Linked DNA regions of Homo sapiens: region 2 is linked to region 1. A link is an interaction called in ENCODE POLR2A ChIA-PET data of the cell type or tissue named here. Cell type or tissue: Panc1. All regions are shown on one strand. Each heading gives the region's core, and the rest is flanking DNA. Links, peaks and the distances in the headings are about the cores only.

The links. ChIA-PET counts read pairs that join two places held together with the same protein. Peaks named below come from ENCODE experiments on the same cell type or tissue, not always from the same donor. Only the 100,000 strongest peaks of a DNase experiment are listed, where the experiment ranks them.
Region 2: POLR2A ChIA-PET joins it to region 1 with 5 read pairs; 3 of 35 experiments call an interaction of 5 or more read pairs at or near these places.

Annotation. Positions count from the first base shown.
Region 1 is chr1:39,301,178-39,317,890 of GRCh38, reverse strand. MACF1 (microtubule actin crosslinking factor 1) reads right to left here. Exons shown (of 101, transcript NM_001394062.1): 23 at 14,813-14,967; 24 at 8,195-8,321; 25 at 7,463-7,646; 26 at 6,891-7,060; 27 at 2,200-2,378; 28 at 1,362-1,500; 29 at 484-677. It also overlaps the pseudogene HSPE1P8. Among named protein-coding and RNA genes, the nearest start is that of MACF1, 100 kb to the right of the region's middle. In Panc1, for the core only: no CTCF peak of the experiment used is centred there; no DNase peak of the experiment used is centred there.
Region 2 is chr1:39,235,061-39,248,139 of GRCh38, reverse strand. The region is part of intron 2 of MACF1 (microtubule actin crosslinking factor 1); the gene reads right to left. Among named protein-coding and RNA genes, the nearest start is that of MACF1, 37 kb to the right of the region's middle. In Panc1, for the core only: no CTCF peak of the experiment used is centred there; no DNase peak of the experiment used is centred there; H3K27ac peaks cover 277 bases.

The DNA of each region.
Region 1 (16,713 bases), core at 6,965-14,964:
CCTCCAAAAGGTGCAGTTTCTGTCCTTCCTATTTACATCTGTCATTAGAAGCAGGACCTCTAGTAACAGAGATGAAAAATTACTGAATTAGCAAATGAGATGAAAGCAAGAAATTCTGTAAAGCTCCATCATAAAAAATGGCTCATATTTGGATACAAAGCTAATAAAACAAGAACTAGAGTATAGGTTTTGTCCTTGAGAAAAGATCACCAGGGACCTTTCAAGTCTACATTCCAGGAAGCCATTGTCATCAGTGGCTTAACTAGAAAAGACCTGGGACACAGGAGAGGCATTACATCTGCTTTGAGATTGCCGGTCTCACCTTTCTGTCACTTACTTGTCCAGAATTTATGTGGTTTTTAAATTTCCACCCCTCCCTATCCATTTCCACCTTTAAATATAAATGTACAGATATAACTCTGTTTTTGTTTAAGACCTAGTCCCTGAACTCTAATAGGAGAAAAAGGTGGGGCCACCACTCACCGAATCTCGAGCTGGGCAATGACTCGGTGCCAACGCTCCTGCAGCTGGGAGCCTTTTTCCTGATAGCGCTCCAAATCCAGATTTCGCTCTGGTGTCAGACGACTCATCTGCTCTGCCACTACCTTGGCCTTGGCAATTTCCTCATCCAGGACTGAAAACACTGAATTCTTGTCCTTCACATCACTAAGCCAGTGCTGTGGAAACATAAGTACAGAAACAGGTTGTATACTTTCCATGCTAAAAAGGAGTCAGTCTAAGGTGGGAAACAAGGACACGGTCTACAGCTATTTCCACATTGTATATGTGATTGTGCCCTGGAATGTTTGTGCCAGGACTGCCTCCACATGTCATGGTCTCTGCTTTCCTGATACACACTGGGATGCCAAGGACAGGCAGTACTCTATAGAGAAATGTGCATAGAACTTGTGTTTGAAACCTGGCTTCACCACTTATAACATATGAAACCAAAATAAGTCATTTAGCCAGAGTAAGTGTTGGTTTTCTCATCTGTAAATGGAGAGAAAAATCTCTTCTTGTCCACCTCACAGAGTGGCTTGTGAGAATCAAATTAGATAACAGCTAAGTGATTTATAAACTTATGGCACAACCACTGACTGTATCCAATTAATCCATGATTTTATTAAGGTGAAAAGGGAAAAAATAAATAGAAAAACCTAGTCCTTTCTCTTCCCTTTCTAGCTAGACATACTTCTCAGTCCCTTCTTCTTTGAATACATATTAAAATATATTTAATGACATTCTGCCTTATTCAAATGCAAATTTAAATCAGTGTCATGCCATCCAAAATTGCATTTCTCTGCTAACCCAAAGCAATGAATATGTTAGGTCAACCTCCTAAGAAACTCAGAGCAACTCACCCGTAATGTCGACCAATGGGCCTCCAGAGCTGAGAGATCTGCCAGTACTACTTCTTCTTGACTCAGCTTAATCTCATAACCTTTGACCAAGAGTTCAGCATCCTGTATGCTACGTACTATAACATCAACTGTCTTTAACCTGTGGGGACAAATACACATTCCTTCATTAACACATGAATTTTAGGAGCCAGGGTTATATACCTGGAGTGCTATAGAGAGGTTCATAAAACATAATAACCAAAATCAATGTCACCATTTTTAGATGTTGACAGGGTTTTGTGAAAACAAGTAAATGTGGTTTTTATGCTGCCAATTTAAGCCAATTCAAAATAAAGTTCTAAGTGGCATTGGAACATGCATACATGTGGTGGACTCATGGAAGAAAGGCATGAAGCCAGAAACCCATTTTACACTATGAAGAGTTTAAGATGCGCTACTCTTCAAGGTCATAGGTAGAGATGGGTGGGAAGAGGGAAGACCTTCAAAGTCTAATACCTAGTGTAACTAAAAACTTTTCTTTTTATTCTTTAGTGTCTCTTCCTTTGTCTTTATGCCATTAAGTATTATTTTCAGAAATATTTAATCAAACAGAAGTGAGGTAAATCATAGTCCCAACACTGCAAATTAATTCCCCTTTCATATCACTGGCACTTCTTCACTGCAGTCCAAATGAACCTACTTAATGTTACTAGGAACTGAAGCCAAGACCTCTCATTATCAGTATATGCTCTTCAGGATCTATAATCTCTCTGTATTATTCATGAAATACTTTAAGCCTTTCTCTTTCTTATCCCAATGGAAAATATTGCTCTTGGACCCAAAACCTCAGCTCACTCACTTATTCAGATATACAGTAGAGAGACCATAGACATGGTCCATCTTCTCCACCAGCAGATTCAGTTCTGAGCGCAGAGTTGGGACACTTGAACTAGATGGAGACTGATGGAGAAAGCTGTCACATTTCATAGAAACTGCATCCAAGTCTGACCTCAATTGCTGTAAATCCTCCTGGGTGTGCTGCCAGGAACAAGACACACATAAAGAGGGAGACAGAATTGAACAAAAAAGGTAGAAAGAAGTCCACATTTGTAATAGCTAAATATTGGAAACCACCTAAATGCCCATATATAGGAGGCTGGTTGAATAAACTATGAAGCAGACATACGATGGAGAATTATGCAGCTGTAAATGAAATGAGAAAGATTTCTGTGAATTAAGTGGTTTTAGGATATATTTTTAAGCAGAAAAAGCAAAGTCAACAGAGTATCTATAGCATGTTATATTTTGTATATAAAAGAAGGGAAAATGAGAAAATATATGTGTATATGTTTATACAAAGAGACAGACAGAAAGGATAACCAGAAACTAATGAGATGAAAAGGATGGAATTGAAAGGATCGAAGGAAGGCAAAGGGGATAAAAGGACTAGCTAGAGGGGAATACACTTCTTTTTGTATAGATTTGACTTTTAGAACCATGTTAATGTTTTACATTCTTGTAAAGAAATAAATAAGGAAAATTTAAGGGTGGCTCTCAAATGGAACACAACAGAAATATATAAGCCTAACTGTATTTCAGATAAATAACATAATCACACTGAAGGGGAAGAAAGGGTAAGAACACACACAAGCAATTTCTGAACTCAGTATTCGAACTATAGATATACCTTTAGGCTAAAGACATAAGGAACTATAAATAAATGTTAAACTCTAGTTTGGTAGGTTTGTTTACTGCAGTGAGTTAACAATTCTGAAACTACTATCTGTAAATGCTAGGACTGAACAATAAGTAAATATACTGTGGATAACATAAAGCAGGTTTTTCTCTCTTGGGGAAGGGGGTTAAAAATATGGAAAGAGGCTAGAATAATCCCTGTGCTATGGGTTGGGAACTGGATGGGGAGACAAATACATATGAATTTGTGTGTGTGTGTGTGTGTGTGTGTGTGTGTGTGTGTGTGAGAGAGAGAGAGAGAGAGAGAAAGAGAAATTGAGAGATCAATAAATATATTGATCTATATCTGTAAACTTACGTACATGTATATGTGTGTATATGTAACACGTGTGTGTGTGTGTATGCATATATATATTTGTAAATATATGTTTTCTTTTTTTTTTCTTGAGACAGAGTTTCGCTCTTGTTGCCCAGGGTGGAGTGCAATGGCACGATCTCAGCTCACTGCAACCTCCGCCTCCCGGGTACAAATGATTCTCCTGCTTCAGCCTCCCAAGTAGCTAGGATTACAGGCACACGCCACCATGCCTGGCTAATTTTTGTATTATTAGTAGAGACGAGGTTTTACCATGTTGGCCAGGCTGGTCTCCAACTCCTGACCTCAGGTGATCCACCTGCCTTGGCCTCCCAAAGTGCTGGGATTATAGGCGTGAGCCACCACACCCGGCCTATGTTTTCTAGCTCTGTCTGCTAAGTGGGCCTATAAGCAATAATACTCCAACAACAATGAATACATTTGGTACCCAGATCTTAGTTTCTAAATAATATTCTCTGCCCAAAAGAATCAGAACTCCTTGGAGAAACAGTTGATTTCCAGGGTTGAGACTGGAAAAAGCAAGATGAACCTGGAAGATCTTATTTTGTCAAAAAGAAAGAACTTCAATGGGCATCATGACCCATGCCTGTAATCCCAGCACTTTTGGGAGGCTGAGGCAGGAGGACTGCTGGAAGCCAGGAGTTGGAGACCAGCCTGGGTAATATAGTGAGACCTCATCTCTATTTAAAAAAAAGAGAAAGAAGGAAATAACTCAAAAAATGATGGGGACATGTTAAAAGGACAAAAAAGCCAGCTTGAAGGGGCTTCCATTGGCTAACTTTGGGAAATTTTGAGCATCAAAACAATGAAAACAATGACAGTAACAAATTACACACCATTGAATAAAATAAGAATCCATGAGTATATATTGACATAAATAAATAATGAAAGAAGAAAGCAAGGGAAGGAGGGAAGAAAAAAAAAGGGAGGGAGGGAGAGAAGGAAGACAAACTACAGAAAAGGAAAGAAGGCCTGGTTTTTCCTTTTCCATAGAATGTACATGTTTTTTATGTAGAAGGAACGACAGAATTAGAAAAGCAGCTTTTGGCAACTATGATACTAAGAAGTGATTCAGTCAAGAATTAACAATGGATGCTAAAACTAGTTGGTGAAAATTTGATGAAAAATAGGATATTTACATTGTCTCCAGTACCTCCCCATAGGATACTCAGTAATTACAAAGGGAAAATAGGAACCAGAGATGAAAATTAACATCACCAGTAATGTCATATGTATCCTTATATGACACACTAATATACCAAGGACACAGTATCACTTCTGCAGGATTCCTGCCAAAATTGTAAGACCTAACACTAATCAGGAAGAAACCTCAGGTAACCACAAACAGAAGGACAAAATATTCTACATTTATTCTACAAAATAAATGGGCTGCACTCATAAAAAAAATGTTAAGGTCATGAAAGATGATGGAAAGTTGAGAAACTATTTCAAGTTAAAGAAATCTGAAGATACACAGCAACCAAATGCAATATGTAATCCTGGACTGAATCCTGGACCTTCCTTCTTGGGGTAGCTAGGGATGGATGGTATGAGGATGTAAAGAGCATTATTTGGTCAACTGATGAAATTTTAATGAGGCGTGAGCTTGGATAGCAGTATTATATCAATGTTTGTTTGCTTGTTTGTTTGTTTGCTTGAGACAGGTTTGCTCTGTTGCCCAGGCTGGAGTGTAGTGGTGTGATCTCGGCTCACTGCAACCTCCACCTCCCGGGTTCAAGTGATTCTCATACCTCAGCCACTTGAATAGCTGGGATTACAGGCACCTGCCACCACACCTGGCTACTTTTTGTACTTTTAGTGGAGATGAGGTTTTGCCATGTCGGCCAGGCTGGTCTCGAACTCCTGGTCTCATGCAATCCGCCTACATCAGCCTCCCAAAGTGCTAGGATTACAGACGTGAGCCACCACACTCAACCCGTATCAATGTTAATTTCCTGATGTTTATCATTGTTCTGTGGTTATGTAAGAGGCTGCCCTTGTTTTTTGAAGATGCACACTGAAGTATTTAGGAATAAAGGAGCTTCATGTCTGGAACTTACTCTCAAGATAAAAAAGGAATGTTATTATGTATAATATATAGAATAAAATGATAAAGCAAATGCACAAAAATGGTAACATTTGGAGACTCTGGGTGAAAGGTATAAGAGAATAAAACTTTTCTATATATCTGAAATTATTTTAAAATAAAGTTTTAAAAAGGAAGAGGTATTTTAGATGTATGTATGTATATATGTATCTTGAGACAGGGTCTCTTTCACTCAGGCTGGAGTGCAGTGGTGCAGTTATAGCTAACTGAAGCCTCAAACTCTTGGGTTCAAGCGATTCTCCCATCTCGGCCTCCCAAAGCATGCAGTCAACCTTTATTTCTTAGTGAGTTCTATTTTTCAGGGACAAATAGATTTTGTATCACCCTATAGAAAAGTAAAAAGCTTCCACATGAGAATTCCCAGGCTCATATGATATGCCTCATATTACCTCCCTCTCCACCAGTAAAAATCATACTTCCCTCTCACTCTTCTCTTCAGGTTTGGGGGGAAAAAATAGAAAGTTAGAAAAATCACTCCTCCTCATTAGCCATTCCTTTCCATCCCCTTTAAGCTCCCAGATCAAATTTAATAGCCTTCATAGAGCTCTCTCATACCATTCTAATTAGAAATGTTCTAGAAACACTCTAAGTTCCTACAGCAATCTTTGCTTGGAAATACACTAGTTACTATTCATGACATTTCTTATATCTTATACTGAAGTCTCCAATTGTAACTTCGACTTTTTATTTTCCTTTCACTACACTATAAGCCAAAAAACAAGGATCTTTATTTACTTTTCTTTGTATGCCTCAGAGGACTTAATAAAGCAAAAAATATTTGCTACTTTTACTTCAAGAATACTATCCTACATTTTCATAGTATTTTACTTTTTCAGGAAGCTCATTATATGTACTATACCATTAATTTTCAAAATAACCCTATATCGTGCATTGCCATCTCCATTTTACAAGAAAGTAAACTAGGGATGAGAGCTCACTTGCTCAAAGTCACAGACAGAGCATGTATCAGAGCCCACATTCAAATCAGAGTCATTCCTTATATTTATTGGTCATATGACTGAAGGTAACCAAGTCATTTAAAGTAACACAGGCACATAAGGGATAGAATAAAAGAGTAGCATCTCTACTAAGCAGTTTCAAAATACATAGCCCAAATATACTGCTTAGAAAAATTTACTAGTCTGTTTGCCTTCTCAACTCTGTAGGAAACTAATCAACATTTAGCAATACACATGGAGCTGAAATCACACTTCTCCACGGGTAAAAGACATTTATAGACTGCAAGAAGAACTCCTGAGAAGGACTGTCTTGAGTCTATTGCCTCATTTCTTAGGTGCCATACTCTTGCCATCCAATGAACTCTGAAAGCATTCACTCCACAACCAGCATCCACATGGCTCTTAGGGCTTACCTCTTGCTCTGCAATCCTTAATGCATTGTCCTGCCAGGCATCTCTGTCAGTCCTAGAGCTGGCTAGAGACTGAATTCGTTTGACCACCCTCTGTTCATACTCCTCCAGGCGTAGCCGGATGTTCTTCAACTCTGAAATGTACATCTTGGCCACAGTCTCCTCTTTGTCCTCTGTGAATGAACAAACACAAAAGACCAGTAAGCTCGACATCAGAGATAAGCAGACCTGATATCCTACTAATGAAAGCAAGGCTTTATTTAGGGAATCTTCTGCCTAATCCTACCTGATCCTAAATTTCACATACTGTATACTAATCTTTGAGAGTCCAAACATGTTACAGCCACAAGAAAATGTGATAGGTTGATGAGCAGTAATGACTGAAATATCAACAGACTTCTTCCATGATCTGATTTTGAGAATTCATCTATAAGTTCTTCTCTATCTCAAGTTCGTAGCTACTCAAATGGAAAAAAGTGGTGATGTTACTCTCTCATTTATATGAAGGGTTTCACAGCAACCCCTTGAAAGGCTCTCATTCTACTATTCTCTTTCCCTCTTCCCAGTGCACACACCATTCTCCATGGACTTCATCAGGTGCTGGAAGCGGGCTTTACAAGCTTCCACCTCCTCTTCCAAGCGCAAGCGATCAGCCACTGAGAACAGCACAGAGTCACGACTATCCTGCAGAAAGTCTTCATAGTGGGCCTGAAGGTTCTTCATAATCTGATGGCACTCCCCTGGTGCTGAGGATCGAAGCTAGAAAGAAAAAGCCAGAAGAAATTGCAACAGAATAAAAATGTAACACTTCCTCTTTTCCTCCATTTTACTGAAGTAACATATATACAAAACAGTGCATAAACCATAATCGTAAACATGTTGATTTTTATAATTTGAATTCCTCCATTTAGTCAGCATTCAGATTAAGAAGCAGAACATTACCAGCACCCCAGAACCACCCTTTGTGCCCCACTGGACATAACTCTTAATAATTGTTCACAAGTATTCACCTACTACATATTCTTATGCAAAAGACATGATTGTCTTACAGAGTGAGAAAAAGCCTGCAACCTTCTACCCTTGCCAAGAAGACCAAAGATGTTACTTATTCTAATTAGGAATTTCCTTTACCATTCAAATTGCTGCTTCTAGCTTGTAAGAACCTCAGGTCTCGAACTCTAAAATGGTATTCCTGAGTCCACTTTACTCCATTTGGGTGGGGAAAAGTCTCACAGTAATGAAAAAAGCTCCTTCTGAAAAAATCTTGCCAATGGAATGTAAGCCTGGGGTAAGGTTTTCATAATTACCTTTTCTAGGTTCCAGGTCTGTACAAGGTCAAGGTCTTTACGCAGATAGTTCCAAGAGATAAGGCTTTTGGTGTTAACATGCAGCTGATGCCAAAGGGCCATAACCTTCTGATAAGATTGTTCGACCCTAGAAATAACACAGAACCTGACTATTACCTTTGTAAGACTTCAGCTCCACATTAGAGACCTTCTAAGGAAAAATGTGATTGCCTTAGCAGAATTGAGCTTATATGTTGAGCAGAGAAAGGCAACAAGTCAAATACTAGCATCTCAGGAATTTTTAGAACTAAATTAATTGAGGCTGGGCGTGGTAGCTCATGCCTGTAATCACAGAACTTTTGGAGGCCAAGGTGGGAGGACTGCTTGAGCCCAAGAGTTCAAGAGCAGCCTGGGCGACATAGTGAGACCTCATCTCTATTTAAAAAAAAAAAAAAACTAAACTACATTAATTAATTGAGATCTTCAACTTGGATTTGCTACAGCATTATGCATATTAACGTTAGCACATATTTAGTAATCTCATAAATGTTACCTGGATATAATATGATGATTACAAGCCAGAGAGAAGAAATAACCAGAGAGAACAATAATAGGGAAAGGCATAAACAACATCCCATCCAGAATTGTTGAAAAAGGATTATATCAATGTTTAAAAACTGATTTGCTGTGTTCCAAATATTTACAAAAATGCTAAAATGTTGAGAAATTAATAGCAGCTTAAGAAATTCACCTGGTATATAAAAGAAAACTGCATGGCTCACACCTGTAATCCCAGCACTTTGGGAGGCTGAGGCGGGCAGATCACCTGAGGTCGGGAGTTCAAGACCAGCCTGACCAACAAGGAGAAACCCCATCTCTATTAAAAATACAAAAATTAGCCAGGTGTGGTGGTAGATGCCTATAATCTCAGCTACTTGGGAGGCTGAGGCAGGAGAATCGCTTGAACCCGGGAGGTGGAGGTTGCAGTGAGCCAAGATCGCACCATTGCACTCCAGCCTGGGCAACAAGAGCAGAACTCCATTTCAAGAAAAAAAAAAAAGAAAACTGAAGTATGAAGGGTTTGAGATTTCTTTCCCAAGCATCTCATGTCTAATTCAATCTTGATTTCAGGAAGACTTACAAATACACAAATACACAGACACACTCTCTTACATACCCACCACGTTACCTTGAATTTCTTCAAGTTGAGAAAAAAATGTGAGATATAAAGAACAGGATGGAAAACTAGAAGCCAGGACATCAGTTAAATAGGAGGCATTAAATCCGTAAGTTTAATCTTCCCTCTCTCCAAAACTCCCACTAAAATTTCAGTAGAGTTGAAATTCAAAGTTCAGGAAATCCCAAAGAAGAATAAAAATATAAAAAAGCAACAACAAAAAAAATAGAAAATAAGAGAACATTAGAAAATTAGTTCAGGAGGTCCAACATTCAACAAATGGGAATTCTTAAAAGCAAGAACTAAAAACAAGGAGAATGAAATAATTAAAGAAATAAGGCTGGCGTGGTGGCTCACGCCTGTAATCCCAGCACTTTGGGAGGCCGAGGAGGGCAGATCACGAGGTCAAGAGATTGAGACCATCCTGGCTAACATGGTGAAACCCCGTCTCTACTAAAAATATAAAAAATTAGCTAGGCGTGGTGGCAGATGCCTGTAGTCCCAGCTACTCGGGAGGCTGAGGCGGGAGAATGGAGTGAACCCAGGAGGCAGAGCTTGCGGTGAGCCGAGATTGCGTCACTGCACTCTAGCCTGGGCGACACGGCGAGACTCCATCTCAAAAAAAAAAAAAAAAAAAAAGAAAGAAAGAAAGAAAAGAGAAATAATCCAGACTGGGCAAGGTGGCTCATGCCTATAATTCCAGCACTTTGGAAGGCTAAGGCAGGTGAACCACGAGGTCAGGAGTTCAAGACCAGCCTGGCCAACATGGCGAAACCCCGTCTCTACTAAAAGTACAAAAAATTAGCTGGGTGTGGTGGTGTGTGCCTGTAGTCCTAGCTACTCGGGAGGCTGAGGCAGGAGAATTGCCTGAACCCAGGAGGCAGAGATTGCACTGAGCCAAGATCGCGCCACTGCACTCCAGCCTGGGCGACAGAGCGAGACTGTCTCAAAATAATAATAATAATCATCATCATCCAAGAAAAAACTTCTCCAGACCTGAAAGACGAGTTTCTAGTTTGTGTTCATTAGCATAATGAATGCAAAAAGACTCAAAGGTACAGCATCCCTTTTAAAGATTAGAGACAAAGAGAAGCACTTAAACACTTGCAGAGAAATAAAGATTTCTTTCAAAAGGTAAAAGTATCAGACTGTTCCGTATCATGATAGTGGTGAACGATAAACAATTCTAAGCCTTTGTCAAAACCAATAGTACTGCTTATGACAAAAGATGAGTTTTACTATTATGTAAATCTAAAAAAAAAAAAAGAGAAAGAATGAAAATGGCACTATACATCTAAACAAGAAATCCTGAAAGCTAGAAAGCAATAGAGCAATGATTTCAGAGTTCAGAGTAAAAATAATTTCCAGGCGGGCATGGTGGCTCACACCTGTAATCCCAGCACTTTGGAAGGCCGAGGCGGGCAGACTACTTGAGGTCAGGAGTTCAAGACCAGCCTGGCCAACATGGTGAAACCCTGTCTTTACTAAAAATATAAAAATTAGCCGGAAATGGGGGCATGCACCTGTGATCCCAGCTACTTGGCAGGCTGAGGCAGGAGAATCACTTGAGCCCAGGAGGTGGAGGCTGCCATGTGCTAAGACCATGCACTCCACTCCAGCCTGGGCAACACAGCAAGACTCTATCTCAATAATAATAATAATAATAATAATAATAATAATTTCAAAAAATGTATCTTGCCAGTTAGAGGAAGAAGAAGACAGACATTTTCAGATATAAGAGGTTTCAAAAAATTTACCTCCTACTCAGCCTTTTTCAGTAAGGCATTGGAGAGTGTAATCCACCAAACCAGGGAGTACACTAATAAATAAGACTTGGAATCTAGTAATTAGTGGGTCCACGTATCACAGAGACAGTACTGACTGAATCAGGCCTACAGAACAGGTCCGGACTAAAAAAAAAAAAAAAAAAGATAGAATGGTCCAGAATAAATGTTTCCAAAAGAAAAATGAAAATTGCCTGTGGTGTTTGGCCATATTGGGAATCCTTTTACAGTAATGTAGGAGAGTTTGGAGACAACTAAGCAAACTAAAAAACAAAACAATTACCCACTCCAAGGAAACAAAAATTATATAAGAAAGTAAATAAAACAGGGGCCAGGTGCAGTGGCTCACGCCTGTAATCCCAACACTTTGAGAGGCCGAGGTGGGTGGATCACTTGAGGTCAGGAGTTCGAGACCAGCCTGGCCAACATGGTGAAACCCCGTCTCTACTAAAAATACAAAAATTAGCCAGTCGTGGTGGCACACACCTGTAATCCCACTTACTCGGGAGGCAAAGGTTGCAATGAGCCCAGATTGCACCACTGCACTCCAGCCTGGGCGACAGAGGGAGACTCCGTCTCAAACCAAAAAAAAAAAAAAGTAAAGAAAGTAAATAAAATAATTTATTCATAAATATATTCACTCACCTACTCATTCATTCTTTCATTCAATAACCATTTATTGAATACCTGCTATGTGCTAGGAATGGTTCTAAGTGCTAAAGATACAGAGGTAAACAAAATGGACAAAAATCTCTAATAGGAGAGAATAAACAAACACACAATCTGTTAGGCAGTATTAAGAGTTCTGAAGAAAAATAAAATGAGTAAAGAAGACAGAGAGTGGCATGCAGTTAGTGGGGATGGTGGTCCATGAGGGTTCTAAGATAAACTGAACAAAGTGAGGGAGTGAAACATGTAAATATCAGAGGCAAGCAGGAAGTCCAAAGGCCCTGAGGCAAGAATATGCTGTCTGTGTGTGAGAAACAGAGGAAAGACCAGAGTGACTGCAGCTAAGTACAAGCAAGGAGAGTAGCAGAGGATGAGTTCAGAGAGGTAAGGCACAGTCGCCTCACAATAGTCCCCTAGAGTAAGATGTGGCTCAGCTTTAAACAACACATGTACTAATAAAACAAAAATAGCAACTTAAACAAAAACTGTGACATAACCACATTTGGAAAACGGAAGAAGTGTTTGCATATATGTGTGCATAGAAAGCTAAATGTTAATTTCCTAGAGTAAGAAGTTAATAGATAATTTCTGAAGTTGAAAACAAACAAGGAAATAGCAGGAAAAAATTACATTTGGAAATGTGGATTTATAACCCAGCAAAATCTGCTAAAACAGCTGAAAACACTTGACTCTGGAATGTGGAACTTTGGGAAAGGAGAGGTGATAGCTAATTTTTATTATAATAAACTTTGCAGTATAACCCAACTTTCTAAAATATGTACATATATACATATATATACACACACACACTTTTTTTTTTTTTTTTTGAGACAGAGTCTCACTCTGTCACCCAGGCTGGAGTGCAGTGGCACTATCTCAGCTCACTGCAACCTCCACACCCTGGGTTCAAGCAATTCTCCTGCCTCAGCCTCCTAAGTAGCTGGGACCACAGTCATGCACCACCACGCCAGGCTAATTGTCTGTATTTTTAGTGAGACGGAGTTTCACCATGTTGCTCAGGCTGGTCTCGAACTCCTGACCTCAAGTAATCCAATAACCTCAGCCTCTCAAAGTGCTGGAATTACAAGCGTGAGCCATGGTGCCCGGCCCATATATTACTTTAATAAAAATTAAAGAAAATCAGCTGCCATTAAAAAAAAAAAATTCAGAGTCTGAGACAGAGACAGTCATGGCAGGACAAACGTTTAGAAAGTTTCTTCCACTCAGGCCGGGCACAGTGGCTCACGCCTGTAATCCCAGCACTTTGGGAGGCCAAGGTGGGTGGATCACAAGGTCAGGAGATCGAGACCATCCTGGCTAACATGGTGAAACTCCGTCTCTACTAAAATCCAAAAAATTAGCAGGGCATGGTGACGGGCGCCTGTAGTCCCAGCTACTCAGGAGGCTGAGGCAGGAGAATGGCGTGAACACAGGAGGCGGAGCTTGCAGTGAGCTGAAATAGTGCCACTGCACTCCAGCCTGAGCGACAGAGCAAGGCTCTGTCTCAAGAAAAAAAAAAAAAGAAAGAAAAGAAAATTTGAAAGGAGTGTTGCTGAAACTGTAACCAAAGGAGGCATTATGCTTCCAGAAAAATCTCAAGGAAAAGTATTTCAAGCAACAGTAGTCGCTGTTGGATCAGGTTCTAAAGGAAAGGGTGGAGAGGGTCAACCAGTTAGCAGGAAAGTTGGAGATAAAGTTCTTCTCCCACAATATGGAGGCACCAAAGTAGTTCTAGATGACAAGGATTATTTCCTATTTAGAGACGGTGACATTCTTGGAAAGCACGTAGAGTGAAATAAGTCACTACTGAAATGGCATCACTCATAGGTGGGAATTGAACAATGAGAACACTTGGACACAGGAAGGGGAACATCACACACCGGGGCCTGTTGTGGGGTGGGGGGATGGGGTGGGGGGAGGGGGGAGGGATAGCATTAGGAGATATACCTAATGTAAATGACGAGTTAATGGGTGCAGCACACCAACATGGCACATGTATACATATGTAACAAACCTGCACATTGTGCACATGTGCCCTAGAACTTAAAGTATAATTAAAAAAAAAAAAAAGAAAGAAATGGCATCAACGTGAAGCTGCCCATTCCACTGAAGTTCTGAAATCTTTCATCATGTAAATAATTTCCATATCTCTTTTATAATAAACTAATGATAACTAATGACCCAGAAAAAAATCAACCTTTTTTTTTTTTTGAGACGGAGTCTCCCTTTGTCGCCCAGGCTGGAGTGCAGTGGTGCAATCTCGGCTCGACTCACTGCAAACTCGACCTCCCAGGTTCAAGCGATTCTCTGATTCTCCTGCCTCAGCCTCCCGAGTAGCTGGGATTACAGGGGCCTGCCATCACGCCCGGCAAATTTTTTTTTTTTTTTTTGTATTTTTAGTAGAAATGGAGTTTCACCGTGTTGGCCAGGCTGGTCTTGACCTCCTGACCTCAAGTGATCCGCCTCCCTCGGCCTCCCAAAGTGTTGGGATTACAGACATGAGCCACTGTGCCCAGCCCAATCTTTTTTTTTTTTGAGACAGAGTCTCGCTCTGTTGCCCAGGCAGCTAGAGTGCAGTGGCGCAATCTCAGCTGACTGCAAACTCCGCCTCCTTGGTCAAGCAATTCTCATGCCTAAGCCTCCCAAGTAGCTGGGACTACAGGCGTGCACCACCACATCCAGCTAATTTTTGTATTTTTAGTATAGATGAGGTTTTACCATGTTGACCAGGCTGGTAAAAAAATCAATCTTCTGAGAGTAAACTATTTATAACCAGGAGTTCTTTAAAAAAGAAATATCACTGAAGATACTCCAGCTGAACAGAAGTATTTATTGAAGATCTACTATGTGGCTGGTAGTAGGAGACTTGATATCTCCAATGAGAAGCCTCTCCCAGGAGGAACTTTACCACTGTGTTCAAAAACATCACAAATGCACACTCATCCCTCCACTGGTTCACCGAGGCCAACAGCAGAGGTGGGTGTACCAGTGGCAGCTGAGCCAAGTTACCTGCTGGCCATCTCAATGGCATCCTTATTGGGTGGGGGGATGAGGAAGCAGACTGACGGCACCATTGCCTCGTTCCCTGTGGGGCTGATCACTTTCCATTTGGTCCGCTGAGAATTATCTTCTAGCACACATTCATCATTTTTGCAAATAGTAATCTGAAGAGATAAATTTACCAGTGATTGCTAATGGATAAACCAACAACCCATTATTTCCTGGTGCCTCATCCCAAAGCTATCAAATCCTTAAGAAAAAAATCTGCTTAAGAAAAGATCTGCTATCACTTAGTGAGGGCTTCTGATTTTTGCCAAAAGATAATGGGTATAAATCTACAACACAGGAAAAACTGTGACACCAAATAAATCAAGGAAATAAGTATGTATTAAATACCTGTTACATGTCAAGTAACCCAGACTATGAAAGTTATAATAAGACTATAAAGGCTCAAGAGCGATCTCAGCACAAAAATCTACTAGAGTAAAAACTAATGGAAGGTGAATAATCAAAACATTGTTTTTATGATATTTCCTCTCCCTACTTCCTATCATCCCACCCAAACCCCTGAAAATGTTTAAGCATTTTGGAATTATCAAGTCTTTCTCTTAGAGGCAAGTGATCAAGACTATTATCCCTAACTTACAGGCAGAAATATCGAGACACACAAAAGCACAGTCCCATTTTTAAATTTTTTTTCCATTTCTTAATTCATTCATTCTTTTGTATAATACATATTTCTTGAGTGTCTACTATGTGCTAGGACACTGGAGATAAAAACAGTACAATTGGCCAGGCACAGCAGCTCACACCTATAATCCCAGCACTTCTGAAGGCTAAGGTAGGCAGGCTGCTTGAGCCCAGGAGTTCAAGACCAGCCTAGGCAACATAGTAAAACCTCATCTCTACAAAAAATAACAAAAATTAGCCGGGTATAGTAGTGCATGCCTGTAGTCCCAGCCACTCGGGAGGCTGAGGTGGGAGGGTCACCTGAGCCCAGGGAGGTCAAGGCTGCAGTAAGCCATGATAGTGCCACTGCACTCCAGCCTGGGCCACAGAGTCAGACCCTGTCACAAAACATAAATAAATAAATAAATAAATAAATAGGTACAGTGGTAAGCAGACAAGCATAGTCTGTATTTCCACATATTCTGGTGGTGTATGTAGTTATAATACTGTGTGACAAATGCAATTTACCAGGCAATAAAGGATATGACCCAGTCTTGGCTAGAGAGGTAAAGACAGATTACTCAAGAACTTAAAGCCACATTAAGGAGTTTCGGCTTTTTCCCAAGAGCAATGAGTAATTATTATAAGATTTAAGCATAGGATTGTTATTTAAAGGAAAAAAAAAACAAACAAACGCTGGGCGCAGTGGCTTATGCCTGTAATCCCAGCACTTTGGGAGTCTGAGGCAGGCAGATCATGAGGTCAGGAGATCGAGAACATCCTGGCTAACACAGTGAAACCCCGTCTCTACTAAAAATACAAAAAATTAGCTGGGCGTGATGGCATACACCTGTAGTCCCTGCTACTTGGGAGGCTGAGGCAGGATAATCACTTGAACCCAGGGGGCAGAGGTTGCAGTGAGCTGAGATGGCGCCACTGCATTCCAGCCTGGGCCACAGAGCGAGACTCCGTCTCAAAAAATAAAATAAAATAGGCTGGGCGCGGTGGCTCACGCCTGTAATCCCAGCACTTTGGGAGGCCAAGGTGGGTGGATCAAGAGGTCAGGAGATCGAGACCATCCTGGCTAACACAGTGAAACCCCATCTCTACTAAAAATACAAAAACTTAGGCGGGCATGGTGGCGGGCACATGTAGTCCCCGCTACTTGGGAGGCTGAGGCAGGAGAATGGCATGAACCCGGGAGGCGGAGCTTGCAGTGAGCTGAGATCGTGCCACTGCAC
Region 2 (13,079 bases), core at 4,934-12,933, 68 kb after region 1:
GTGTGTATGTATGTGTGTAAAGAAATAAGAAGGTGACAGGTACGTTATACAACTGGGGAAGATGGTTCATGATGAACTGGAAAATAGCTTTAAAAACTGAAAGAATATATACATTTTTTGAGACAGAGTCTTGCTCTGTCACTAGGCTGGAGTGCAGTGGCACAATCTTGGCTCACGGCAACCTCTGCCTCCCGAGTTCAAGTGATTCTCCTGCCTCAGCCTCCCGAGTAGCTGGGATTACAGGTGCGCACCACCACAATCAGCTAATTTTTGTATTTTTAGTAGAGACGGGGTTTCACCATGTTGGCCTCAATCTCCCGACCTTGTGATCCACCCGCCTCAGCCTCCCCAAGTGCTGGGATTACAGGCGTGAGCCACCACACCCGGCCCACACTTTTAAATTTAATCTGCAATATTAACATTTTCCCCATCACTTTCTTAAGTCTAAACAATAAACAAAACAAGACATCTAACTCAAACTTGTAGAATTTGCTGATTTCCATGATGTAAATATTCCCAATACAACCAATTTCAAGCTACTAATATAATATCACTAAATGCAATGTTGGGAAGAAATATACAGTAGCACACCATTATGTACAGTATTTCCATCACAGAGACACAACAGACATAACCTCAAGAGTACAGACAATACTAACATGCAGCAAAACAATTATGAAATGAACAGCTTTGAGGATGTATTACATTTACTTTAAATATAATTTATTTAATTGTATGTTTACATAATTTAATTTTTAATAATAGCTGTGGCTGGGCGCAGTGGCTCACACCTGTAATCCCAGCACTTTGGGAGGCCGAGACGGGCGGATCACGAGGTCAGGAGATCGAGACCATCCTGGCTAACACAGTGAAACCCCGTCTCTACTAAAAATACAAAAATTAGCCGGGCATGGTGGCGCGCGCCTGTAGTCCCAGCTACACGGGAGGCTGAGGCAGGAGAATGGCGTGAACTCGGGAGGCGGAGCTTGCAGTGAGTCGAGATCGCGCCACTGCACTCCAGCCTGGGCAACAGAGCGAAACTCCGTCTCAAAAAAAAAAAAAAAAAAAAAATTAGCCGGGCATGGTGGTATGCACCTGTAATCCCAGCTACTCGAGAGGCTGAGACAGGAGAATCCCTTGAACCTCAGAGACAGAGGTTGCAGTGAGCCAAGATCACACCATTGCACTCCAGCTTGGGCAACAGAGCAAGACTGTCTCAAAAAAAAAAAAAAGCTATGTTTAGCAACCAGCTCACAAAATTGCTGAAAATTTAACACTTGGCTCTCATGAGTCCATAAGCTGGCTCCAGCATACCAGGGGCTCCAAGATTTCAAAACCCCTCCCTCTCACACCTGTAATCTCAGCACTTTGGGAGCCTGAGGTGGGTGGATCACCTGAGGTCAGGAGTTCGAGACCAGTCTGGCCAATATGGTGAAACCCCGTGTCTACTAAAAATACAAAAAATTAGCCGGGTGTGGTCGTGGGCGCCTGTAATTCCAGCTACTCAGAAGGCTGAGGCAGGAGAATCGCTTGAACCCGGAAGGCAGAGGTTGCAGTGAGCCAAGATCACACCATTGTACTCCAGCCCGGGCAACAGGAGTGAAACTTTGTCTCAAAAACAAAAACAAAAACCCCTCCCTCAAATAGACCCAAGGTTTCAAGTTTGCAGTGTGGAACAACAGTAGTGGACCATTAACAGAAATAGGCAGGTCATAAGGTTTGTTAAAAGGGCAGTGGATTTGATAAATTCAATTTTAAATATGTTGAATTTAAAATGGCAGCAAAGAAGTTACAAATGAAAATGTTCTTGAAGCAGCTGGAAATACCAGAATTCAGTTTGGGTCAGCTGAGAACTTAACTTTAGAAGTCACATGCACAGAGGTGCTAGCTAAAGACATGGAAATGGGCTTTCTGGATTAGGAGTAAGATAGAAGAGCAGAGTGCTAAGGACTGAGCCTCAGGGAACAGCCAAAATTAGAAGGCAGGAGATGGAAAAGCAATCAACAAAGGACAGAAGAAAAAGACAAAACAAAACAATAACAGTGAAAGAGGTAAGCAAAAATACAAGAAAGTGTAATCAAGATAGGAATGATCACCGGTATCAAATACTACAGCAGAAGTCAAGGAGGATAAAGACTAAGAAAGTTTTTTAACTTTCCTACAAATAAGTAAGAGTGCTTTTGTGAGACTATTTCTCAAGAGAGTGGTAGAGTGAAAATCAGATTATAAATTAATGGTAGGTTTTTTAAAAAGTCAGAAAATATTACATACTTGACATTAAGGATTAAGAAGAGAACTAAGTTAAATGAGGGATTTATTTTTGATAGATAAGATCTGAACATAGGGAATAAAAATCAGGAGGACACTGAATGAATGAATGAATAAATAAATGAATGAATAAATATTGCTTGATTGATTGAGACACAGTCTTGCCATATTGCCCAGGCTAGTCTCGAACTCCTGGGTACAAACAATCCTCCCACTTCAGCCTCCCAAAGTGTTGGGATTACAGGTGTGAGCTACCACTCCCAACCTGAATAAATATTTAAATAAATTGCTGTTGCCAGGCGCAGTGGCTCACACCTGTAATACCACCAATTTGGGAGGCTGATGCTGGGAGATCACCTGAGGTTGGGAGTTTAAGACAAGCCTGGCCAACATGACAAAACCCTGTCTCCACTAAAAATACAAAAAAGTTGTGCATGGCGGCACATGCCTGTAGTCCCAGCTACTCAGGAGGCTGAGACACGAGAATCGCGCTGGAGGGGGTTGCAGTGAGCCAAGATCGCACCACTGCATTCCAGCCTGGGTGACAGAGCAAGACTCCATCTCAAAAATAATAATAATAAAAATAAATTGCAGTTGGTCTTGAGGACCAAGTGAGGTCATCTTATCAACAGATATTAAACACTACAGAGTACTGAAAAGACAAAGGAGGCAACTTGAAATGTAAAGTTAATTTCACACCAAGGCCCTAATGTTTCTTTCTCAAAATTCTGGTTATGTGTTATACCTGTGGTAGCAAAACTTGTACATATTATAAGAAATTTAGATGAGAACTAGCTTATTATGCCTCTCAATCTTTGTCTGACTATAGTAACCAAATAACTATAAAAATAAAACTACTGGCCAAGCACGGTGGCTCATGCCTGTAATCCCATCACTTTGGGAGGTCGAGGTGGGCAGATCACCTGAGATCAGGAGTTGGAGACCACCCTGACCAACACAGCAAAACCCCCGCTCTACTGAATATACAAAAATTGGCCAGGGTGGTGGCTCACGCCTGTAATCCCAGCACTTTGGGAAGCCGAGGCAGATGGATCACCTGAGGTCAGGAGTTTGAGACCAGCCTAGTGAACATGACAAAACCTTTTATCTACTAAAAATACAAAAATTAGCTGGGCATGGTGGCACACGCCTATAATCCTAGCTACTGGGGAGGATGAGGCAGGAGAATTTGCTTGAACCCAGGAGGCAGGGGTGGCAGTGAGCCAAGATGGCGCCACTGCACTTCAGCCTGGGCAACAGAGCGAGACTCCATTTCAAAAAAAAAAAAAATGGCTGGGTGCAGTGGCTCACACCTGTAATCCTAGCACTTTGGGAGGCCAAGGCGGGTGGATCATGAGGTCAGGAGTTCGAGATCAGCCTGGCCAACATAGTGAAATCCCGTCTCTACTAAAAATACAAAAAATTAGCTGGGTGTGGTGGCAGGCACCTGTAATCCCAGCTACTTAGGAGGCTAAGGCAGGAAAATCACTTGAACCTCGGAGGCAGAAGTTGCAGTGAACCGAGATCACGACACTGCACTCCAACCTGGGTGACAGTGCACGACTCCACCTCAAAAAATAAATAAATAAAAATACAAAAATTAGCGGGGCGTGGTGGGGCGCGCCTTACATTCCAGCTACTCAGGAGGCTGAGAAAGGAGAACTGCTTGAACCCAGGAGGGAGACGTTGCAGTGAGCCGAGATTGTGCCACTGCACTCCAGCCTGAGCAACAGAGTGAGACTCTGTCCCCCCCAAAAAAAATTTTTAATAAAAAATAAATAAATAAAACTATCAAAGAGATACAGAGAGAGGTAATGGGAGAGGAGAATGCAAAGAGATTTTTTTTTCCTTGCCTGGAAAACTGTCAATAAAGAAAACAGCAGTCTGTTTCTGAAGCATACTAGACACAGCTCTACCTAAAGAAGAGTAAAGAACTAGCTAACATTTACTGGGTGCTTCTGTGTCAGGAATTTTTCAGACACAGAGATCGGATTTGGAGGGCTCAATTAACATCCCCAAAATCACACATCTACTAAATTGCCAGGCTGATCAAATCCAGATCTATCCATCCTAAAATCCTCATCTCTTCTGCTCATACTAGTTTGCCTGTGAAGTTTTCCACAAATCTCTTAGGAAAATGACCAGTGGACTAAGCATCAAAATTTAGAAGGCCAGGTGCGGTGGCTCAAGCATGTTATTGCAGCACTTTGGGAGGCCAAGACAGGAAGATTACTTGAGCCCAGGAGTTTGAGACCAGTCAGGGCAACACAGTGAGACTCCATCTCTACAAAAAATTTTAAAAGTCAGCCAGGTGTGGTGGTGCATGCCTACAATCCCAGCTACTCAGGAGTCTGAGGTGGGAGGGTTGCTTGAGCCCAGCCGACTGAAGCTGCAGGGAGCTATTATCACACCACTGCACTCCAGCCTGGACAACAGAGTGAGATCCTGTCTCAAAAAAAGAAAAAGTTTTAGAAGCAGCCAACTGAAGCAAGACTGTTCAGGAATCATCAATAAGGATGCTTCTTTCTAACAAATAATTATACCATTCTGTCAACAAATGAGTAAAAAACTGCAATTCAGGGCCTTGCCTGTTTGCACTCCCTGAGAAAATCATTGTCAAAATTAGTAAATGTGTCCAGAGAAGATATATAAATGGCTAATAAACACATGAAAAGATGCTCAACATCATTAGCCATAAGGAAAACATAAATCAAAACCGCAGTGATTAGCGCTGTCTAGGATGTCTATATTATAAAAGACAGATAAGTGTTAGCAAAAAAGCAGAGAATCTAGAACCCTCATACACTGCTGGTGAGGATGTAAAATGGTGCAGTTGCTTTCGAAAATAATGTGATGGTTACTAACAGGTTAAACACAAGTTACCATACGACCCAGCAGTTCTGCCCCTAGGTATGTAATTAAAGAGAACTGAAAACATACGTCCAGACAAAAACTTGTAAATGAATGTTCATAGAGACAGGGGTTGCGGGGGCAAGATGGTGTCTCAGTATGTTACCCAGGCTGGTCTCAAACTCCTGGCCTCAAGAGATCATCTCACCTCAGCCTCCCAAAGTGTTGGGATTACAGGTGTGGGCCACTGTGCTGGCCATAAAGTTTTTTTTTTTTTTTTTTTTTGGAGATAGGGTCTCACTTCCATCACCCAGGCTAGAGTGCAGTGGCGCGATCACAGCTCACTATAGCCTCGACTTCCTGGGCTCAGGTGATCCTCTCACCTCAGTCTCCCAAGGCGCATACAACCATGCTTGGCTAGTTTTTTCTATTCTTTGTAGAGATGGGGTTTTGCCATGTTGCCCAAGCTAGTCTCGAACTCCTGGCCTCAAGCCACCAGCCTCACCCTCCTGAAGTGCTGGGATTACAGGCTTGATCCATCACACCCAGCCATATAGTGATTTCTTAAAATTAGTGAATAATTAGATTTTGAGAGACCAAGTCCAATCCTCCCCAGTGCCCAAGCATTAATAAGTCAAGGAGGGGTCTGCTGTCTGCTTTTTTTTTTTTTTTGAGGCAGAGTCTCACTCTGTTGCTCAGGCTGGCGTGCAGTGGTGCTATCTCGGCTCATTACAGTATCCGCCTCCTGGATTCAAGTGATTCTCCTGCCTCAGCCTCCCGAGTAGCTGGGACTACAGGCATGCGCTGCTACGCCCAGCTAATTTTTTTGTATTTTTAATAGAGACAAGGTTTCGCCATGTTGGCCAGGCTGGTCTTGAACTCCTGGTCTCAAGTGATCCACCCGCCTCAGCCTCCCAAAGTGCTGGGATTACAGGCGTGAGCACTGCACCCGGCCTCCATTTTTTAAAGATTAGCTTAAAGCTATGAAAAAATAAACAGCTTCCCTCAATTTCTCAGTGGCTTTAACAAAAGGAGTAAGTTACACTTACGTGCTTGGAATCCTAATCTTAGCCCAAAGGGACTTTAAAGATTACTTAATTCTAATACCCTCAGTTTACAGATGAGAAAACCATTGCCTAGAGAAGCTAAATAACTTGTATAAGATCACTTAGCTGGAAAGTATCAGAGCTGGGTCCAGATCATTGTCTCCTGACTCTCTTAACAAGGCTTCTATGATGCTTGGAGGGTCAAAATGACAGATTATCAATTTTAAATAATAAGAGTCCCCCCTCCCCGCCATACATACACAAAAAAGAGCAAGGATTGTCACGTAGTACTCTTTTTTTTTTTTTTTTTTTTTTTGAGATGGAGTCTCGCTCTGTCACCCAGGCCGGAATGCAGTGGTGTGATCTCAGCTCACTACAACCTCTGCCTCCAGGGTTCAAGCGATTCTCCTGCCTCAGCCTCCCAAGTAGTTGGTATTACAGGCATGCATCACCACACCCGGCTAATTTTTGTATTTTTAGTAGAGACGGGGTTTCACCATGTTGGTAAGGCTGGTCCCGAACGCCTGACCTCAAGTGATTCACCCACCTTGGCCTCCCAAAGTGCTGACATTACTGGCGTGAGCCACCATGCCTGGCCTCGTAGTATTGACACCTGCCGAAAACTTGATCTAGAAATCTTTCCTCTAAACAATTAAAAGGAAACGTAAGCAGCCCAATTTCCTTGACTCAAACTATGTTGAAGAGCAATATATAGGGCAGAGGAGAAAGTTTTAAAGAGAAAAGTAATGTTATTTACTCTCTCCTACACTTATTAAAAGATACAGGGAAAGGGAAAGTGAGCCTAGTAATTTCAGATAGATTTCTGAATGGCAGATCTCCAAATTGTAAAAACAGAAACCGATATTGATTCATTGGCCAAATTTGTCTTCAAGGAAAAGCCCAACACTAAAAAAAAAAAAAAAAACAGATTATAGTTGTCCTAGACTTCTTTACTCTGGAAAGAACTATGCTTAAATGCAGGGAATAAAAGTAGCAGCTGGGAATCCCTGTTGGAGAGCGGGGGTGGGAGGGGAACAAAGTGTGAGGTTCTTTGCATATAAGAATTTTATCATATCTCTGTTTTGAGAATTCCCTAAATTGTGAGAAATTTAACAGTGGTACCGGTCAACCCGGATTAACAGATTCTCTAAGAATGTGGATGATTCTAAAATCCACAGGCTGGGTGCAGTGGCTCACGCCTGTAATCCCAGCACTTTAGGAGGCCAAGATGGGCAGATCACCTGAGATCAGAAGTTCGAGACCAGCCTGACCAACATGAAGAAACCCTGTTCTCTACTAAAAATACAAAATTAGCCAGGCGTGGTGGCACATGCCTGTAATCCCAGCTACTCGGGAGGCTGAGGCAGGAGAATCGCTTGAACCCGGGTGGCGGAGGCTGCAGTGAGCCAAGATCGCACCATTGCATGCCAGCCTGGGCAACAAGAGTGAAACTCCATCTTAAAAAAATAAAATCCACAAAATGTAGCTTTACTTTGATAGGCAGGCACTTAAGCACAGGGAATAGAAAATCCAGAGTAAAGCCCAAGTCCAAATATAGGCCCATATGTAGACCTGAGAAGCATTTAGAGTGAAATTAAGCCCTAAAAAATCAGGTCCAGGCAAAGACAGCCACAAACCACTACCATATAGTCACATGTAGGCAACAAAGGTAACACTCCTTTCCTTAGCATCTAACCAGCACTACTTTGTCAATTTCTTAAATTAAACTCCACTGCCCGTCTCATTCTGGTATTTCCCATAGACATGAATACGCAAAAAGTATGAAGTTCCACCCAGTGATTAGGGAGCCAGTGAATTGACTCATGTGGCCAAAACAGAGGCTGTATAGGACAGAATACCTGGAATCAGTGCTACCCCATATTCAACTAGAGAGTCTCAAACAGAAATAGAGAAAGTGTAAGTGGGCCAGGTGTGGTGGCTCATGCCTGTAATCCTAGCACTCGGGAAGGCCAAAGATTCCTTGAGCACAGGAGTTTGAGACCAGCCTAGGGAACATAGGGATAACTTGTCTCTTAAAACAGAAAGACAGAAAGACGGACGGACGGAAGGAAGGAAGGAAGGGTTGGTTGTAAGCATTATTAAAAATTTGAAAACTTTTGCTGGTATATATGGAAATTTTATCTAAAATTCCAGGAAAGCCAGGGGCTTCTAGATTGCATATACAAAAATGGAAAGAACTGCTCTATCTGCTAGATTAAATACTGGGCTTTTCCTTTCTAACTACTAACCTGTGAAGTCAACAGGAACTGACCAGAAAAAGCATTTTTCTCCCTCCTAAGGAGTTCATACTTTCATGTTCTCTTTAGGGGGATACACTTTATCAGCTAACAGCACCCAGAGATATGGCATAGATAATTTAAATAAGACCTCATTTAGAAACCTAGATTTCTCTTTTTGATGGTTCTGGTATATAAGCAGAACCCTTACATATGTATGTTTACATTCTAAATTAGGTTGTTTATTTCAGATGCTTATATCCTTAACAAATCTCTTTTAAGATTGGATCAGAAGTGTTCTCAATAAGGAGGAATTAATTTGCTTATCCCAAAGTAAGCTGTTTCCCAAAAGGTTATCAGGGAATCCAAGAGATTCCAAGATCAACTAAATCTAGAAGTTGGGAGACCTGGTTTGTGGTGTTTTTTGTTTGTTTGTTTGTTTGTTTGTTTGTTTTTTTGAGACAGAGTCTCGCTCTGTCACCCACGCTGGAGTGCGGTGGCACGATCTCAGCTCACTGCAACCTCCATCTCCCGTGTTCAAGCGATTCTCCTGCCTCAGCCTCCCAAATAGCTGGGATTATAGGCGCCAGCCACCACTCCCAGCTAATTTTTGTATTTTTAGTAGAGATGGGGTTTCACCATGTTGGCCTGGCTGGTCTCGAACTCCTGACCTCAAGTGATCCACCCCCTCGGTCTCCCAGAGTGCTGGGATTACAGGCATGAACCACCATGCCTAGCCACCTGGTTGGTTTTGTCCTTACGTTGGTCTACCTGCCAAAGATGGCATTAATCTGGGGTGTACTTGGGGAGCAAAGCAAAGGATGCTTGAGTCGCAAAAAAAAATCTCAATCCCTAATTCTCAGCCCAAAATCAAATAATTCCAATTTAGAGCAATAACTCTGATTAGCAGTGAATCTCTCTCTGAAATATCCCAAGATGAGCAAATGTTATTGAAACTGTAAGGCTGGGGGCCTGGGAAGAGATGAAAAATCACCAAGGATTTAAGAAAAGCTTTGGCTGGCCTCCAATTTCTAACAATGCTATGATGTGTTCCTCTAGCTTCTCCCTCCCTGAGCTTCCTGTCATCACACAGCACTGAGGCAGAGGTCCAACAGGCAGCATCAGCTACAAACAGGCAGCAAGGAGCCAGAGCACTGGAATTCAACTACAAAGTTCAGGGGACAAGCTCAAGGTAGGATTGATTCAGTTCCTCCAACGGTTAGAGACAAAGTATGAAACAATCAGCTAGGGGCCAAACCCAAGGGCAGGGGCCACTCTTAGCTAAATCCCTCCCAGTGACTGCAATAGAACCCTCTGGGGAGCTCAGGAAGGGGTGTGCTAAGTTCTATAATATAAGCTGTCATATATTTGGCTCCTCTGTATCTCCCTCTTCCCTAGGAGACAAGTGTGAAGGAAGGAGCTTAGATAAGACAACCCCTCAAACCCATTCCCTCTCCAAGAGACCTACCCTCCACAGGCACAGGTCCCCAGATGAGAAGTCTGCTACCTTCATTTCTCATCTTTTTACTAAACTCAGAAGCGGTGACAGCAGTCAGGGACAGACGCACATTTCTCACACCTTCCCTTCATCTAAGAGATGACAGGGAAAACTGCAGTCAAAGCTCGGTGCTCCCTCTGGCAATTTTTAAATCCTTTTTTATTCCATGAGAAGTCGTTTTTAGGGAGAACGGGAGTTGAGACAAGCTGTATTTCAGAAATGCTGTCGTAATGGTTTTTAACACCTTTTACTCTTCTTACTGGTGCTATTTTGTAGAATAAGGAACAACATTGACAAGTTTTGTGGGGCTTTTTATATACTTTTTTAAAATCTCAAACTTCTATTTTTATGTTTAACGTTTTCATTAAAATTTTTTTGTAACTGGAGCCACAACGTAAGAAATAATGGGGAAAAAACTGCCTTGTTTCAACAGTTTTTGCTAATTTTTAGGCTGAAAGATGACGGATGCCTGGAGTTTACCTTACGTTTAATTAATATCAGTATTGTCTAAAAAAAAAAAAAGAATCAGCTGGGGGCATAGTTAGCAGGAAGAACAAGTAATTTTGATCAGAAGATTCATGATTGATTGATCCTTAGCTCCATCCCTCACTAGCTGTATCGTTTTGGCAAAGTCACTTCACTCCTCTAATTCTCATTTTCCCTAGCTGTTAAAATTAAGGGGATAAAACACCTTTACTTACTTCAGGGTTATTTTAAGGATTAAGACAGATAAGAATGTGCTTCATACGCTATAACACTATTGAAATATTAGTTACTCAAGGTAACAAGTACTTATTGGATACTTCTCATGTGCTATGTGCAGCACTTAACAGAGAAAGTAGCATAATACAATCCCAGTCCTCAATGAGTACTGTAACAGAGAACATCGATGAGTGAACACACAGGCATCTCTTCAAGGCAGTATGAAATACAGATGGAGTTGCAATTGATTTAATCTGAGGAACAGAGGTCAGAATCTCAGGAAGGTGATACTGGAGCTGGGCCTAGAAGGTGAAGTGGGTGATGGTCAGGCAGAGGAGGCTGGGACGTGCATTCTAGGGAGAGAAATAAATAAGCAAGGAGGTGTGAAAGTACACAGTGTTTAGGGGGCAGTGAGTTGTCTCATGTGGCTATAGCGCAAGCTACAAAAAACAGAGTGCTTAGAAATGAAGCTAGACAGGTGGGTTGGAAACGCTGCAAAGTGCTCTACATCAGGAAAGAGTTAGGTGACATCAAACTCTAGAGGCAACTAGTAGCCATGGAAGAAATTTACAAAAGGAAATCACGGCTGGACGCGGTGGCTCATGCCTGTAATCTCATCACTTTGGAAGGCCGAGGCAGGCAGATCACAAGCCCAGGAGAGCAGCCTGGCCAATATGGTATAACCCTGTCTCTACTAAAAATACAAAAATTAGCCAGGCTTTGGTGGCACATGCTTGTAGTTCCAGCTACTCAGGAGGCTGAGGCAGGAGAGTCGCTTGAACCCAGGAGGCAGAGGTTGCAGTGAGCTGAGATTGCGCCACTGCACTCCAGCCGGGCAACAAAGCAAGACTCCATCTCCAAAAAGAAAAAAAAGGAAATTACAATTTCTTTTCTCCTTACTTCTCTCTCTTTCTTCTTTGTCCTAACACTATAAACAATAAGACACAATATTTGCCCTCCAGTGATAATATAGCTGAAAGATACACCATGTATATAAACACTCTGGATGCTTTAACAAAAGCACATAAGGAGTATAGTCAGGGGCACAAAGAAAGGCTAGTCAGTTCCACATCAGAGAAGTCAGGAAAATACTTACTGAAGAGGTGTTAAGTTTGTGTTATCCAGGCAGAACAAACTTGGGAAAGATATTCCAAGCACAGGGAGCAGAATGAACAAAGATACAGAGTCATAAAATAGCATGGCACATAGTTCAGCAAGAACTCAAGGTATGAGGGAAACTTGGTGCTATGAGCCTGGAAAGGTAGGCAGCAACCAGAGCCAGTTCTGCATGGGTTAAGAGCACGGTTTCTAGACTTTAGGTTGCCTGAATTTTAAAATTTCAGTTCTGCCTTTTTCTAGCAGCATGATCTTGAACAAATTACTTACCCTCTCTAAGTAATTTATAAAATGGGGATATTAACAGAACCCACAGCATAAGATCACTGAAGGATTAAATGAAATAATCCATGTAAAGGACTTAGTATACAGAATGTCTGATTTAGACTAGGCATGGTGGCTCATGCCTGTAATTCCAAGACACTGGGAGGCCAAGGTGGGAGGACTACTTGAGGTCAGGAGTAGAAGACAAGCCTGGGCAACATACCAAGACCCCATCTCTACAAACACACACACAAAAATTAGCCAGGCACAGTGGCATGTGCCTATAAACCTAGCTATTTGGGAGGCTGTGGTGGGAGGATCACTTGAGCCCGGGAGTTGGAGGCTGTAGTGAGCTATGATTGTACCACCGCACTCTAGCCTGGCAACAGAGTAAACCCTGTCACACACACAGAGAGAGAATACGTCTGATTTACAGGAAGTCTTCAAGATACTATTACTACCATTGTTATTATAGAAAACTTTATTAGGAAACTATTATAATGGTCAAGGCAACAGACACAGAGGCCCTGAACAAAAGCAGCGATATGGAGATGGAGAAGAGAAGACAGATGCATGCAATCTTTCTGAGCTACAAGTGATTAACTGGACTTGGTAACAAGGGAGAGATTATAGGCAGTACTGAATCAAATAGGTTCCTAACTTGAACAACTGGCTACATGAGTGAAAATACTTAACAATTTAGGGTGTGTTAAATAAAAGCTATGGCTAGCACTGCAACCTCCCTGCCTGATTCTCCTGACTCAGCCTGCCGAGTGCCTGCGATTGCAGGCTCGCGCCACCACGCCTGACTGGTTTTGGTGGAGACGGGGTTTCGCTCTGTTGGCCAGGCCAGTCTCCAGCCCCTAACCGCAAGTGATCCACCAGCCTCGGCCTCCCAAGGTGCCGGGATTGCAGACGGAGTCTCGTTCACTCAGTGCTCAATGGTGCCCAGGCTGGAGTGCAGTGGCGTGATCTCGGCTCGCTACAACCTCCACCTCCCAGCCGCCTGCCTTGGCCTCCCAAAGTGCCGAGATTGCAGCCTCTGCCCGGCCGCCACCCCGTCTGGGAAGTGAGGAGCGTCTCTGCCTGGCCGCCCAT